Linked DNA regions of Homo sapiens: region 2 is linked to region 1. Evidence: read pairs that join two places in POLR2A ChIA-PET (ENCODE). Cell type or tissue: MCF 10A. All regions are shown on one strand. Links, peaks and the distances in the headings refer to the core of each region. The heading gives the core; the rest is flanking DNA. Region 1 overlaps TIAM1 (TIAM Rac1 associated GEF 1). Region 2 has its middle 22 kb from the start of TIAM1.

The links. ChIA-PET counts read pairs that join two places held together with the same protein. Peaks named below come from ENCODE experiments on the same cell type or tissue, not always from the same donor. Only the 100,000 strongest peaks of a DNase experiment are listed, where the experiment ranks them.
Region 2: POLR2A ChIA-PET joins it to region 1 with 8 read pairs; 4 of 35 experiments call an interaction of 5 or more read pairs at or near these places.

The regions. Positions count from the first base shown.
Region 1 is chr21:31,307,153-31,314,922 of GRCh38, reverse strand. All of the region lies in intron 2 of TIAM1 (TIAM Rac1 associated GEF 1), which reads left to right. Among named protein-coding and RNA genes, the nearest start is that of TIAM1, 33 kb to the left of the region's middle. In MCF 10A, for the core only: no CTCF peak of the experiment used is centred there; a DNase peak (open chromatin) is centred at 3,942.
Region 2 is chr21:31,362,820-31,368,703 of GRCh38, reverse strand. It overlaps a transcript of TIAM1 not described here. Among named protein-coding and RNA genes, the nearest start is that of TIAM1, 22 kb to the right of the region's middle. RefSeq lists an enhancer at 1,076-2,275. In MCF 10A, for the core only: no CTCF peak of the experiment used is centred there; a DNase peak (open chromatin) is centred at 1,753.

The DNA.
Region 1 (7,770 bases), core at 1,817-5,816:
CAGGTACGTCCCTGCACATAATTTTTACACTCAATTCCAGAAGGTTCAGATACCTTTGAAAGTCCTCCAGGGATCGTGTGCTAAGCATCCTTGTCCTGGGTCCATTCCCAGGGCCTATGCAGAAGCGCTGAAATTAGCAAGTCTGTGTGACCCCTACCCTTTACAAGCATGCACGTTTTAAAAATACAAATAGCTCCGTGTGCAAAATTGTAATTTCCGTCTGGGTAGCGCTTTTCAACTGAGGGTTGAAACCTTTTGGGAGTTTATAAAATAATTTTAGTGGTTTGCAGCCAATATTTCTAAAAAAATATATTGGAATAGGATAAAAAGTAAACCAAGCTATTATGTGTGTGTACTGGGGTTGAGAAATAAAAATATGGGTCCCTGTTTAAGAAAAACTGATGTATGTGCAGCTTGTTTTACTATATATTTAGGGCAGTGGGAGCAATTTAAAGAAATATTTGCTTTCTTTTCATTAAATGCTTTGACTATGTTGGCCCTTTTTCTTCTTCATAGGTAGGGTCAAAGAGTTTAGTGGGCTTACTAACATTTTATATAATATATCCTACTGCCAATCATCATTTATCCACAGTTATTCTCAGGATACCTCTAATATCAGTGAGCTTAAATCTGCTGAATGTTCTGATTTTCTGTGATAGTAAAACTTAAAAAAAATATATCCTTGCCAAGGGTCAGTGTGATTGGCCACTAGTTAACCATTTCATGTGGGAGACTTCTCCTCCTTGGCCTCACTTTTCTCATTTGTAAGTGAGAAATGGTCCTGATAATAATGATATTTTTCTCTCTGGATTGTTGGGAAGACTGAATGAGCTTTTATATGTAAAATTCATAGCGTAATTCTTCCATAAACATTGTTCTTCTTAGTAGCAGTTGTACTGTTTGTCTACCATGCAGGAATCACATCTTACACTCCCATTAGGATTTCTGAGAATCTGTTAAGTTGTCCATTCTGACTGCATTAACTAAGTGAATGGGCACTCTGGCCTTGTTTCAAAAGCATCTGTTTAATCTTTTTTAAAAAAGTGTGCTGAGCACAGTGGCTCATGCCTGTAATCCCAGCACTTTGGGAGGCCGAGGCGGACAGATTACTTGAGGTCAGGAGTTTGAGATCAGCCTGGCCAACATGGTGAAACCGCGTCTCTACTGAAAGTACAAAAAATTAGCTGGGTGTGGAGGTGCATGCTTGCAAATCCCAGTTACTTGGGAGGCTGAGGCAGGAGAATCGGTTGAACCTGGGAGGTGGAGGTTGCGGTGAGCCAAGATTGCGCCACTGGATGGCAGCCTGAGCAACAGAGCAAGACTGTCTCAAAAAAAATAAAGTGTGCTCTATTGAACTCCTGAATTTTTTAATAAATTATTTTGCCCCCACATATCATGAATGACATTAAAAGAACAATCTTTCTTTTCTCTATATTGTGAACCAACAGTCTGTTCACCTACAAATGTTGCAAATGGTGATTATTTGGAACCCAGATGGGAGCCTCCCAGAAGACTCAGAATAACATTGAAACTCAACTGCAAGGATTTGTTATTAAAGTAAATGTAGTGGAAAAAAAACACACAAAGAGCTAAACAATTTTCCTGGTGTACTCCTCCTCACCCCCATCCCCCTCCGGAAGTACTTTTTGTAGGTATCATGTTGATTTTTAAGGAAAGAAACATACTGAATTTCCAGGATTATTAAGTATACTAAAAGCAAATGTCTGCTGCAAATAAATGTATTCACATTCTTAGAAAAGAAAATTACGCATGAAAACTTGGCTTCTGCACCACTCTGAACAATTTGCAAGAAGAATGTTTGGGCTTGTCGTATCTTATTAAATAATATATTGGACACACTATGCACAGAAACATTCTTTTTGCACCAGGCAGGTGAGTAGCTGCCGTAATTTAAGGGTTGTGTGTGATGTGGGCTGGAGAAGATTGCTGAGCTATGTCTCAGAGGGCTTGACCTTTGTTAAAAGGATGCCCCCTGGCACACATTTCTGTATCATAACCTAACCTCTTTCATTCGCCTTTTTTCCTATTTTCATATTCTTTTTTCTTTTCTTCCCGTCATTCTGTCTGGCTATAAAAACCTTCCCTTAGGGAGAATGCAGTTACTGTATCTAGCAGAATCCTCCGGGAAAGGAGCATGAACTTAAGAGCAAGTGGACCTGCGTTGGAATTTCTACTCAGCTACTTTCGAGAACTTGGGCCATATAGTTGACCTCTCCAAGCCTCAGTTTGCTCATTGTAAAGTGACCCTATTATTATGGATGGATTCAGTGAAAACACCTTCATACGGATAAGGCTCAGATTTTTTTCCTTTTGGGTGTATGTATGTTTCTTAAGAAGAGAAATAATTTAAAAATCAAACAGTGAAATTTTTGGTTAGGGAAAGTGTTTTGTGAACAAGGAGGGTCTTTTTTAGAACTCCTGAAATCTCATTATTCCTCATGTTCCCATGATCTGTAAGGGATCTGCCACTACATGCTGCGTATACTAATGACGCTAACTCACCTGTTATATTGTTTCCCTTCCAAGACCAGTATTATGTGCTTAACTCTCATGGCTCACCTGGGAGGGGGTCATTATTAGGAACCTCATATATGGATGAAAAACTGATGTTTAATGTGGTTAACTCCCTTATATTAGGGTTCTCTAGAGGGACAGAAATAATAGAATAGATGTATATATGAAGGGGAGTTTATTGGGAGAATTGACTCACACTGTCACAAGGTGAAGTCCCTCAACAGGCTTTCTGCAAGCTGAGGAGCCAGGAAGCCAGTTCGAGTCCCCAAGCCTCAAAAGCAGGGAAGCCAACAGTGCATCCTTCAGTCTGTGGCCGAAGGCCCAAGAGCCCCTGGCAAATCACTGGTGTAAGTCCAAGAGTCCAAAAGCTGAGGAACTTGGAGTCTGATGTTCAAGGGCAGGAAGCATCCAGCATGGGAGAAAGATGGAGGCCAGAAGACTTAGCCAGTCTAGTCCCCTCCATGTTCTTCTGCCTGCTTTTATTCTGGCCGTGCTGGCAGCTGATTAGATGATGCCCACCCAGATTGAGGGTGGGTCTGCCTCTCCCAGTCCACTGACTCAAATGTTAATCTCCTTTGGCAACACCCTCACAGACGCACCCAGAACAATATTTTGCATCCCTCAATCCAATCAAGTTGACACTCAGTATTAACTATCACACCTCTCATTGTCTTTCTGGCCGCAGAGGTTAAATTCTCAATCACTGCTCAGTCCATGTGAAGAAGTGGGTACTAGAGACTTTTGTAGAAGTAAGTACCAGGCATAAATAGGCTAGTGAGGAGATGTAGAGAATCCTCTTCTCCCCCTCAATTCATGGACTGCTCATCACACACTTGATACATTCCAATGTGGCAGAAATGGAGCTGTTTTGGCATTTTTGCTTAGACCCAGGTGTCAGATGGTCTTCAGGAAATTATTTGGACAAGGGTGATGATAAATCACCTTCCATTCTGTTTGGGCCATAATCCCTGGAACCCATGGTGGGCATATTTGAAATGATTTGACTTAAATGTTTAAAGCTTTAGTCTTTCATTGGGTAATGTCTTAGAGAAGACAATTTCTTAGTAATATGAATTGTTCCCAAACTGAAGTCCATCCCCTTTTTAGGAAACTGGCAGCCCAATCCAGGCCCTCCTGCTCCCCTTTGGAGGGTCTTTGTTCCTCCTTGAGTTAGCAATTTTGACAATATTCCTCCAAATTTGACAAAAAAAAAAACAAAACAAACAAACAAAAAAACCATTTCCTGATGGCAGAGACATCAGGGAGAGGAATCAAATTTCTTCTCCTTTGTTCTGGAACGAGCTTATTGGCAGTTCATTATTTACATATCGTGAGAGAGTCCTGCCAAGCCAATGCAGGTGTTGCTGACTTGCTAAGACAAGTTTGCACTCTATTTTCTCTTAAGAAAAATTGGAATGCGGCCCTTTGTCAGAGGATTGCATTGCACGAGTCACTGAGCTAAATGTAAATATCCGAAAATGCAAAGTATGCTTTGCTGTAGAAATAAACATTTTGACATCCTGCCTTACATGATTTTCCTCAATGACGGTTGTTAGTGCCATCCTTCTTCTCTCATCCTGCATTGTGTAACCTTTCCTTTAGGGTTTTTGGCTACGCTAACAAGAGCACTTTTCTAACTTGTCTGCTTTGTCATTTTGGGGTCACCAAATTGGTAGTAGAAGGAAATGCAGTAGGTAGCGTTTTCCATCAGGGAGTGGTTACCTTCTGCGTCTGAAAGGCAGCGAGTGACCTGGATTTTTAGGAATCAGGTGTGTCCCGGTTGTAAGTCTGTGAAATTAGTTTAACCTCCATGGGGGTAAATTTCCCAGACTTTATTGGAGTGGTTTTGGTAGCTTTGTGACTACCTAGAAGATTCTCACAGAAGTTCGTTAACCCAAGGCCATTTTTCACCCAGGGTGGCTGACTCTTGTAACGCACAACCCGGAATTTCAGTGGCTTCATGGATTTATAGGTTTACTTACTGCCTATGTCACAGGCCAAAGCTGGCTGGCTGTGGGAGGGGACTGCTTTCTCTCTCGCCATGTGGTCATACAAGGACCCAAGCTTCCTCTATCTAGTTGGTTCTAAGCTCTCAGAATCCTCACCTGGCTTCTCTGCATTTGGTGTGCAGGGAATACTAGAGATAGAGCTTGGAGGCCTTCCAGGGACGTGACTGGGGCAGGGTCTGGAAGTGGCCATCATTCCTTGCACCCACATTTCACTGGCCTGAACTCAGGCGTGTGGCCCCCACATAGCTGTGATGGGCCTGGAAATGTACATTTCCTTACTTCCCAGGTGAAAAAGGAATTGATTTAGCATCTCTGCCACTGTTGGGTATTTAAACTTAATCTTAAGGTGAAGTGTATCTATTAGGAAGACATTAGCTGTGCAATTTACTTCACTTGGTAGCTGGGTATTTGATTTGCATTTCTGGACTTATTTTTGCGTTAGGTGGTTATGAGCTTCTCACAGATGGGAAAGAAGGGGATTTGGGTTTTTTACTTTTTAAAATGCTGGAGACTTTTCTTCTTTGCCTGATGATGTCTTTATATCCAGCTCAGAGAGCCAGAATGAATGTCTGGTCACGCATGATGGATTTTAGTTGAAATCAGATTTGGGTTTTTCATATAGTTTCTTATAGGGATCTATGCTGACTTCAGAGATGCCCTTAAGTTTGTCCTGAGTTTCTCACTGATCCTAGCTCTCCAGGGCTTGTAGGCCACATCTTCATTTTTTTCATTTGTGAAGCATTCTCATGACTTTTCAGAAGGACGCCAGCCAGACTCTCCGGTCTAGGACTCTAGAATTCTAGGCACATGACTCTTCCTGCTGAAAGATTTTTTTCCCAATAAGTTTAAAAGCTTTTCACCTTTCAAATAATTTTGCAAGAGTTTCGTTTTATTTTTTTATTCATTTATTTATTTAGTTTTGAGACGGAGTCTCACTCTGTCGCCCAGGATGGAATGCAGTGGTGCAATCTTGGCTCCCTGCAACCTCAGCCTTGGAGGTTCAAGTGATTCTCCTGCCTCAGCCTCCTGAGTGGCTGAGATTACAGGTGCATGCCACCGTGCCCGGCTAATTTTTGTATTTTTAGTAGAGACAGGGTTTTACCATGTTGGCCACGCTGGTCTTGGACTCTTGACCACAGGTGATTTGTCCACCTCAGCCTCCCAAAGTGCTGGGATTACAGGTTGTGCCACCGCACCCAGCTTAATTTTGGAAGACCTTTAAACCTTTCATCTGTTACTAGTCGTCTTTGACAGAATATGTTAAATTACTCTAAATTGATCTTTAGTCAGTTTTTTCCCCCTCCCACAGAATTGATCGGTATATCGTGCAGAGATTTGGTGAGGTGGAGGTCATTGAGCTTGTAAGGCCCAGAATGGTGAAGTTTTCAAGCTAATTGCATTTGCTTCCTATAGTTGCTTCATTTTTCATCCCTGTTTCCTCCTCTGCATCAGCACTAACCCCCCCAACTCCCAGCCTTTAGTTTGCTGTAGGCTGTCAAACCAGATAACCAAACTTGTTAAATTGAGAATCAATAGGCTGTACATAGGGACTACAACAGAATGACGCTCATTATTGACAGAATCAAGTTCAAACTCCTTGTCCTGGCGTCTGTTGGCCTCTGGCAGCTGGCTCATCTGGCATTAGCTGGTTGCACGAGTTGCTGCAACCCTCCCACCTCCATCACACACACATTGCATCCCCTTCCCGAATCACACCAAATTATAATGGATATTATCAATATCATCATAACAAATTACAACACGCGTTTATTGCGTGCATACAATGTGCCAGGTCCTTTTATAGAGTATACTATAGTAAACATTCCTGGCGACTGAAGCATTTAGAATATAGTAAATGTAGATTAAATTATGAAATGTTTAAAATAATTATATGTAATTAATATATAATATAAACCATATATTAGTGATTTAATAATTACAGGTTAAATATTAAATATATAAAATATATAGGCATATAGAATATATGAAAACATTTAACCCTCCTCCCAAGGATGAGTTAGATAATGCCATTATCTTCCTTATACAAACGAGGAAATGAGACGGAGGTTACCTACCTTGCCTAAGGTCATGCAGACGAACCATTGTGCAGCTTTTAGTTTTTTGTTTTGAGATGACATTTCACTCCATCTCCCAGGCTGGAGTGCAGTGGCGCGATCTTAGCTCACTGCAACTTCCACCTCCTAGGCTCAATCAGTCCTCCTACTTTAGCCTCCCGAATAGCTGGGTCTACAGGTGCACACCACCACGCCCAACTAATTTTTGTAGTTTTTGTAGAGATGAGGTTTTGCCATGTTACCCAGGCTGGTCTTGAACCCTGACAGGGATTCCGATTTCGTTTCTCAAGTGATCTGCCTGCCTTGGCCTCCCAAAATGCTAGGATTACAGGTGTGAGCTGCCGCACCCAGCCCATTGTATAGTATTGACTCTGATTGAATTAACTTGGCTCTCTTCTCCCCATCCTTTTATTTCACTTAGGGAAACCTCTATTTTTTATCTTGTAAATTCAACTGAGATTCTCCATCTTCCTGTAACCTTCCCTCCTCTCCAGTGTCTTCTTCCTGAACAGGATGGAGCCTGTACCGTCTAATGAGATAATGGCCCCTCTCCCCTTACCCCTCACTTGTCCAGAGGCATCTGTTTGCAAGCCCCTCCTTGCTAGACTTGAGCTCCTTGAAGACAGAACCAGGACCTGGCAAAAGGGGAGACCTTTATTAAATGCTGGTGGGGTTGATCAGAATTAGATGATCGCACCCACCTCCCCAATTTCCAGATAGCAAAACCAAGGCCCAGTGTGATACTGCCACAGAGTTCTCCGGGGTAGATCCGGGACTAGAACCCATGTGTTTGTTCAGTCTGTGACAGCATGGCCTTTGAAAGCAGAAGACCTGACAAGGATTCCTATTTGGTTCCTTAGTTCTGGCCGTGTTCTGGATGGTGTCCTGGGACTCTTGGATGCAGGAGGTGTTTCTTAGCCCTCCGTGTACTCAGAGGGTTGGTAATGGTCATAAGAGTGGCTTGGCATGAAAAGACAGAGCAAAGCCCTGAATTTGCACAACCTGCTGGCTGAGGGTGTGGATACTCTGGTGAGGACAAGAAGAGCACATTAACCCATGTGGCTAAAGGGCCTTTTGTTTTTTCTAATACAAAATTAGCAAATTTTATACATTGTCATTAATTCTCACATTAGTAGAATAAGTGATGTGGT
Region 2 (5,884 bases), core at 1-4,000, 56 kb before region 1:
CCCGTCCTTTTCTTCTTACAAATATAAGTATACTGGGGACGGTCAAATCTGAAGTCTTGTCAGCCTATGCCTGCCTTTTGGGATCTGTTCACGCATCTATTTGAAGCCTGTACGCTTTCTTGAAATGCTTTTTTCTGCCTTGTGATGTGAAAGTTTGGTCGCTATTTTTAGCTTTTTAGACTCCTGGCAGCAAATCCGAAGCCTACAGAATAATTTTGGATTGGGATATTTTGGATTTGAAGTCAACTGTGGCACTCTAATTAAAAATGTTATGCGTGTGGCTCAGCCAGCTCAAATGAATAATTTGTTGAGCTACAAACAGTAACAAATTGCAGAAATGATTCACCTGGAGTTTGAGAAAAGGTTATTAAGAAAGCGTAAAATAAATTATTATGGAATATTAAAGCCCTTTTAATATTATGGAATATTAAAGCCCTGAGGAGCCTTTTAAGAATGGGGCCTATGGAACAAAATAGGAAGTTGTTAATATGTCTTAAATAGTTTCCCTTAAAACCTTTGATGAAGTTAAAATAATTGGTAGACATCTTTTGTTAGGTTTGCCATCAAGTTGGTTAAAGTCTCTTTAATATCATATAAATAACTGAGTTTAAAATCAGAGAACATGTTTTAAAATGAATTCTTTGAAAGTGAAACTTGGTATGAAGTTTCCAGTTATACTGAGAGGCCTCTCATGAATATTCTAGAGTGGCTATTTTTGGGTTCAGCTCATTGATCCATTGAAACTGAGCATCAGATGTTGTTTTTTAGGTCTTCTTTTGTGGTCCATGAAGCAGTTTAGGGAAGATAAACACTCAGTAAAGTAATATTGATTACGTGATTCCAAGTTAGACGTCATTTGAAGTTAAAATATTATAATTTAGTGGCCCATGAGGATGTGGAAAATATAATACCAACACACAAGAACAAATAGGTAACGAATAGGAATGAGTCTGTCAAGGACTGTAATTGATAAAGGACAGAGTTACCCAAATGGCGAAGAAACGGAATGTTGCTGCTTTTGCTGATAAACAGGTCTCTTGGTTGTCTGCTCTTTGGTCTCAGATAGAATGCATGAGGCCTGTCAGAATTTCTGGATCCTCTTAAATGTGGCCTTTGGTAAGAAAAGAATAAAAACATTCTTGCCAAACTTATTAGGTAGGTAAGTTTGGGTTGAATACCAAGGTATTCAAGTTCAGTTGCTATGGAGACTTCTTCACAAAGAAAAAAAGAATCCAAATGCCATTTAAAATGGATAACTAGTGAATTTCAAAAATGTACAGAATGAGGTTATTTCGGCCTGTTGGTCTGGGTACTTCTAGTCCCATTCTGTTGACTGGGAAACTAAGTCTTGGTGCAAATCAAGCAAAGAGTTACTGACAGACCTACCTAGAGAAAGGCAATAGTGGCGTTCTTCCAGCTCTGTGTCCCCTTTGCTGTTCATAGGGCTTGCAACTGAAAGACTGCTGGGGCAGGTGGGGGTTGAGGATGAACCAGGTGAGTTGCTCTGTTTGTGCCCTTCTTCTCTTCTTCACTTCCTCCTTTCCTCTCTCCCTCCCTCCCTCCCTCCTTCCTTCTCTCCTTACTTCTTGCCTGCTTACCTGCCTGCCTGGCTTCCTGCCTGGGATTGCAATTATGTTTCTGGAGCTATTTTCTGGGACCCATCCAAATCTGAATACTCATGAGTCATTTCCTTACAGATTCTCCTGTGGTTCTTTGTATTCCCTTTGTATACAGATTTGACCCTGGCATACTTCTAGTCAAGATTTCCAGTAAAGTGTTAAAAAGAGGCTGGGCATGGTGACTCACGCCTATAATCCCAGCACTTTGGTAGGCTGAGGCGGGTGGATCACATGAGGTTAAGAGTTCAAGACCAGCCTGGCCAACATGGCGAAACCCCGTCTCCGTTAAAAATAGAAAAATTGGCCAGGCATGATGGCACATGCCTGTAATTCCCAGCTACTCGGGAGGTTGAGGCAGGAGAATCGCTTGAACCTGGGATGTGGAGGTTGCAGTGAGCCAAGATGGCACCACTGCACTCCAGCCTGGGTGACAGAGCAAGACTCTGTCTGAAAAAAGAAAGCCCCTGAGCATCCTCTTTTTAATAGTCTCTGCCTTCCTTGGAAACTTAAGTATTGCAAAGAAAGCCTGTAGGATATGGCTACATAGTGCTCACCATGAAGATGACATTGAGCTTTCTCCTGATGGATGGCCTGGAGGGAGAGATGGATGGGAAAGAAAAGGAACCAGGAGTGTGTTCATTGCCCATCAATTCCCAAACTGAGGAGCCAAAGGGTGACATGTTTTTCATTCTCTGCTAACGGATGGATATGTTTCTTTCCATTTGGGACATGCGTAAGTTAAGTAACATCTGTGTGGTCATGGCAAGAATAAGGTAACTGGTTTCCTGCCTTTTACAATGTGACAAACTAAGAGTTGCTTTTGGCAAAGGGTGAAATCCAGCTTCAAGGTTATGAGTACGGTTTACTTCCTATGACCTCTGTCAACCATCCCAAGGGCCAAGGGCATAGTATTCATGGCTGTGACATCAGATAGGGGATGCCTGGTATCAAGGTGGATTGCCTTTCAAGTCACACTTTTTTTTTTTTTTTTTTTTTTTTGAGACAGAGTCTTGCTCTGTCTCCAGGCTGGAGTGCAGTGGAGCTACCTCGGCTCACTGCAACCTCCACCTCCCGGGTTAAGTGATTCTCCTGCCTCAGCCTCCTGAGTAGCTGGGACTATAGGTGCAGCTAATTTTTGTATATTTTAGTACAGACGGGGTTTCACCATGTTGGCCAGGATGGTCTCAATCTCTTGACTTCGTGATCCACCTGCCTGAGCCTTCCAAAGTGCCGGGATTACAGGCATAAGCCTCCGTGCCCGGCCTTATGTCATACTTTGACAGTGAAATCTTGCAGTTGTTGGGGAATATGGTTTGATTCAGGGAATATCTCTCAAGCACCTGTTATGTTCCAGGTACTATGCCAAGTGCTGAAGATTTAGAAATATGTGACACAGGCTGGGCACAGTGGCTCACGCCTGTAATCCCGCACTTTGGGAGGCCGAGGCAGGTGGATCACGAGGTCAGGAGATCGAGACCATCCTGGCTAACATGGTGTGAAACCCCATCTCTACTAAAAAATACAAAAAATTAGCCAGGCGTGGTGGCGGGTGCCTGTAGTCCCAGCTACTTGGGAGGCTGAGGCAGGAGAATGGCGTGAACCCGGGAGGCAGAGCTTGCAGTGAGCCGAGATCATGCCCCTGCACTCCAGCCTGGGCGACAGAGCGAGACTCCCTCTCAAAAAAAAAAAAAAAAAAAGAAAGAAATAAGTGAGACACAGACCCTGCCAGCAGGTGCTTCCTATATCCCATTGGACAAGACGGAAACATCAGCACATCCATGGAGAATTATGCAATAAAGACAGAAGGAGAAGTATATACAGAGCACAGAATAGAAAATGTGCGTTGTGTTAGATCTCTTCCCAGGATCTGCTGGGGAGATCTTCTTTCCTGATCACTATCCTGAGTGACTGGCGTGTTTGGAGACTAGATCTGGGGTCGTTGAATTCTGGCCTGAGGGCCAAATTCCACTGATTCTTGTAAGATCCTTGAACTAAAAATGTCTTTTACATTTTTAAGCGGCTGGGGGGAAAAGAAGAATAATTGGTGTCATGTAAAAATCATGAAATTCAGATTTCAGCATTCATGAATAAAGTTTTATTGGAACAAAGTCATTTTCATTTACTTACTGTCTTTGGTTGCTTTTACATAACAAGGGCAGAGCTCAATAGAGAGTATATGGCTCGCAAAGATTGAAATATTTATCTGATTCTTTAAAGAAAAACTTTGCCCACTCTGGACTGTGCCATTACTCAACAATTATGGTGTGGTTGGCCTGTCCTCTGTCCTTCCTCCCCCATCAACACACACCCACTCAGCTGTAACTGCCACCATTCTTTACTCAGTCTGTCCATTCGTCCATCCATCCATCAATCAATCCATGCAGCCATCCATCCATCCACCCATCCATCCATCCGTCCATCCATGGTCCCTGGCCATCATGGTGTCAGCTGTTCCAAGATTTGTTAATAGAGAGTACAGAACTCTTATTAACAATTCCTATAGGTAGAGCTGCTCTTTCCTCTCCATCTGTGGCTGATGTCTCAGTGCTTTCTCAATTCTACCATCACATGCTCAAATATAACCTTCTCCACTCCCCCACACCCACTTCAGTTGCTGGGGGCTCATTCATTGGCTCCCTCTGCGGAGGCTTGAGTGTAAGTGAGGTATTCAGCAGAGGTCTTTGGAGGGTTTCTCATTTGATCACAATCTTAGTTTGAGAAATGGTGCCTCATTCATTAAGCTGTAAGAGAGCTCTCTACAAGCAATTTTATTTTTAAGTAGCCCTTTGGTTAACAAGTTTACTCCACCTGGGATGCTTTTTATTTTTGGTGGCCCACAGAAATCTGAAACAGTGCAGTGCTGGGGCCTCTAATCTGTCTTTAGGAACGGGGGATACTATGAAGCTCACCATGCAGTTACTTAAGAAAGCTATCGGCTAGTGCTATTGTGAATGTGTTTTTACCTTCCTGTAAAATGCTGAAATCACAGACTTTATTACTAGGATAATGAAGAAATGTATAAGTTCAATGCAAGTGACACCAGCAGGCCTGTGTGTTGGGTAGAGATGTCCTGGGGCTGTTTTGCTCTGCACTTTTCCTCATGGGTGTTTCTTTCTTGAAATTGAACACCACTGATCTCTCTTAAAGCAAAATACTTCAGCAAATACACAGGAAGAACCCCCTCCCCCTTTTTTTCCTGTGGTTTCATTGCATGTTGTGTGGTTTCAGAGATACTTCCTTGGGTTGCCCCCCAACCAACCAGAGTTTCCTCAGAAACAGAGAGCTTTCTTCTGGAAGAACTCTAAGATTGTAATCTGGATGCTAGCAAAGCGTCTGCAGCTGCTCCATTTTTAATTCTTAATTTGGGAGTGATCAGCAGTTTCACAGAAGAGAGAAAAATCTAAGACATTCATCGTGTGATCATTCAGCATTTGGAAAAGGGAAAAGGAGGATTGAATGAGGTAATAAACAAGGGTGTTAATCAAGGAGAAGACATGTAAGGTGCAGTTTTAAAAGACATCATTAGAGGAAGCTTAGGGACTAACAAGATGTTTTTGCACAAATATGTGGTATGGAGGAGTGTTGTGGATCACAGGAGCAGATCTTCTCTGCTTCTTACCCCTGCAAAACAACATCAGCAGTAAAACCATTTAAAAAACCCAGAAAAAAAAACAAAATCCCGGTCCTGTTAGAATGTTGGGTTGTAAGGATCAGAAACCTAAGTTGATTTAGGGCCAAAGTGGGAATACGTTTGTCTGTGTACCAGTCAGGGTAAGGCTGGGGTTAGGGGACAGCTGGACCCAGGGAAGTTAACACGATCAAATGCTCTCTGTCTTTCATCCCTGTTTTCCCTGGATCAGATTAGTTCTTCTCAGGCCAGCTTGAACCAAACAGAAGCATGGCTGCCAGCAGTTTTAGGCTGACGTCCGCAGTTTTAAAATAAAAAAATTCCCAAGGAATTTCTCTGATTAGCTAATATCGATCGTGAACCCACCCCTGGACCAATCACTGTGTACAGGGCTTGAGGTTCAACAATGATCCCAGCTGGATCCTGTGCCCATCTTGTGGTTAAGGATGGTGGAAGAAGTATGGAGGTGCAGTACAGAGGAAAACATTACAAATAAAGGGGGAAAGGAATAGTCTCTTCCACCAATCCTATGCAAAAAAAATACCCATCAGAGAACTCGATGTCCTGTTCTGTAGGGCATCCTAATCAGAAAATACAATGATAAACCCCCTTACAGTGTAAGTAAGAATGAGAGTGA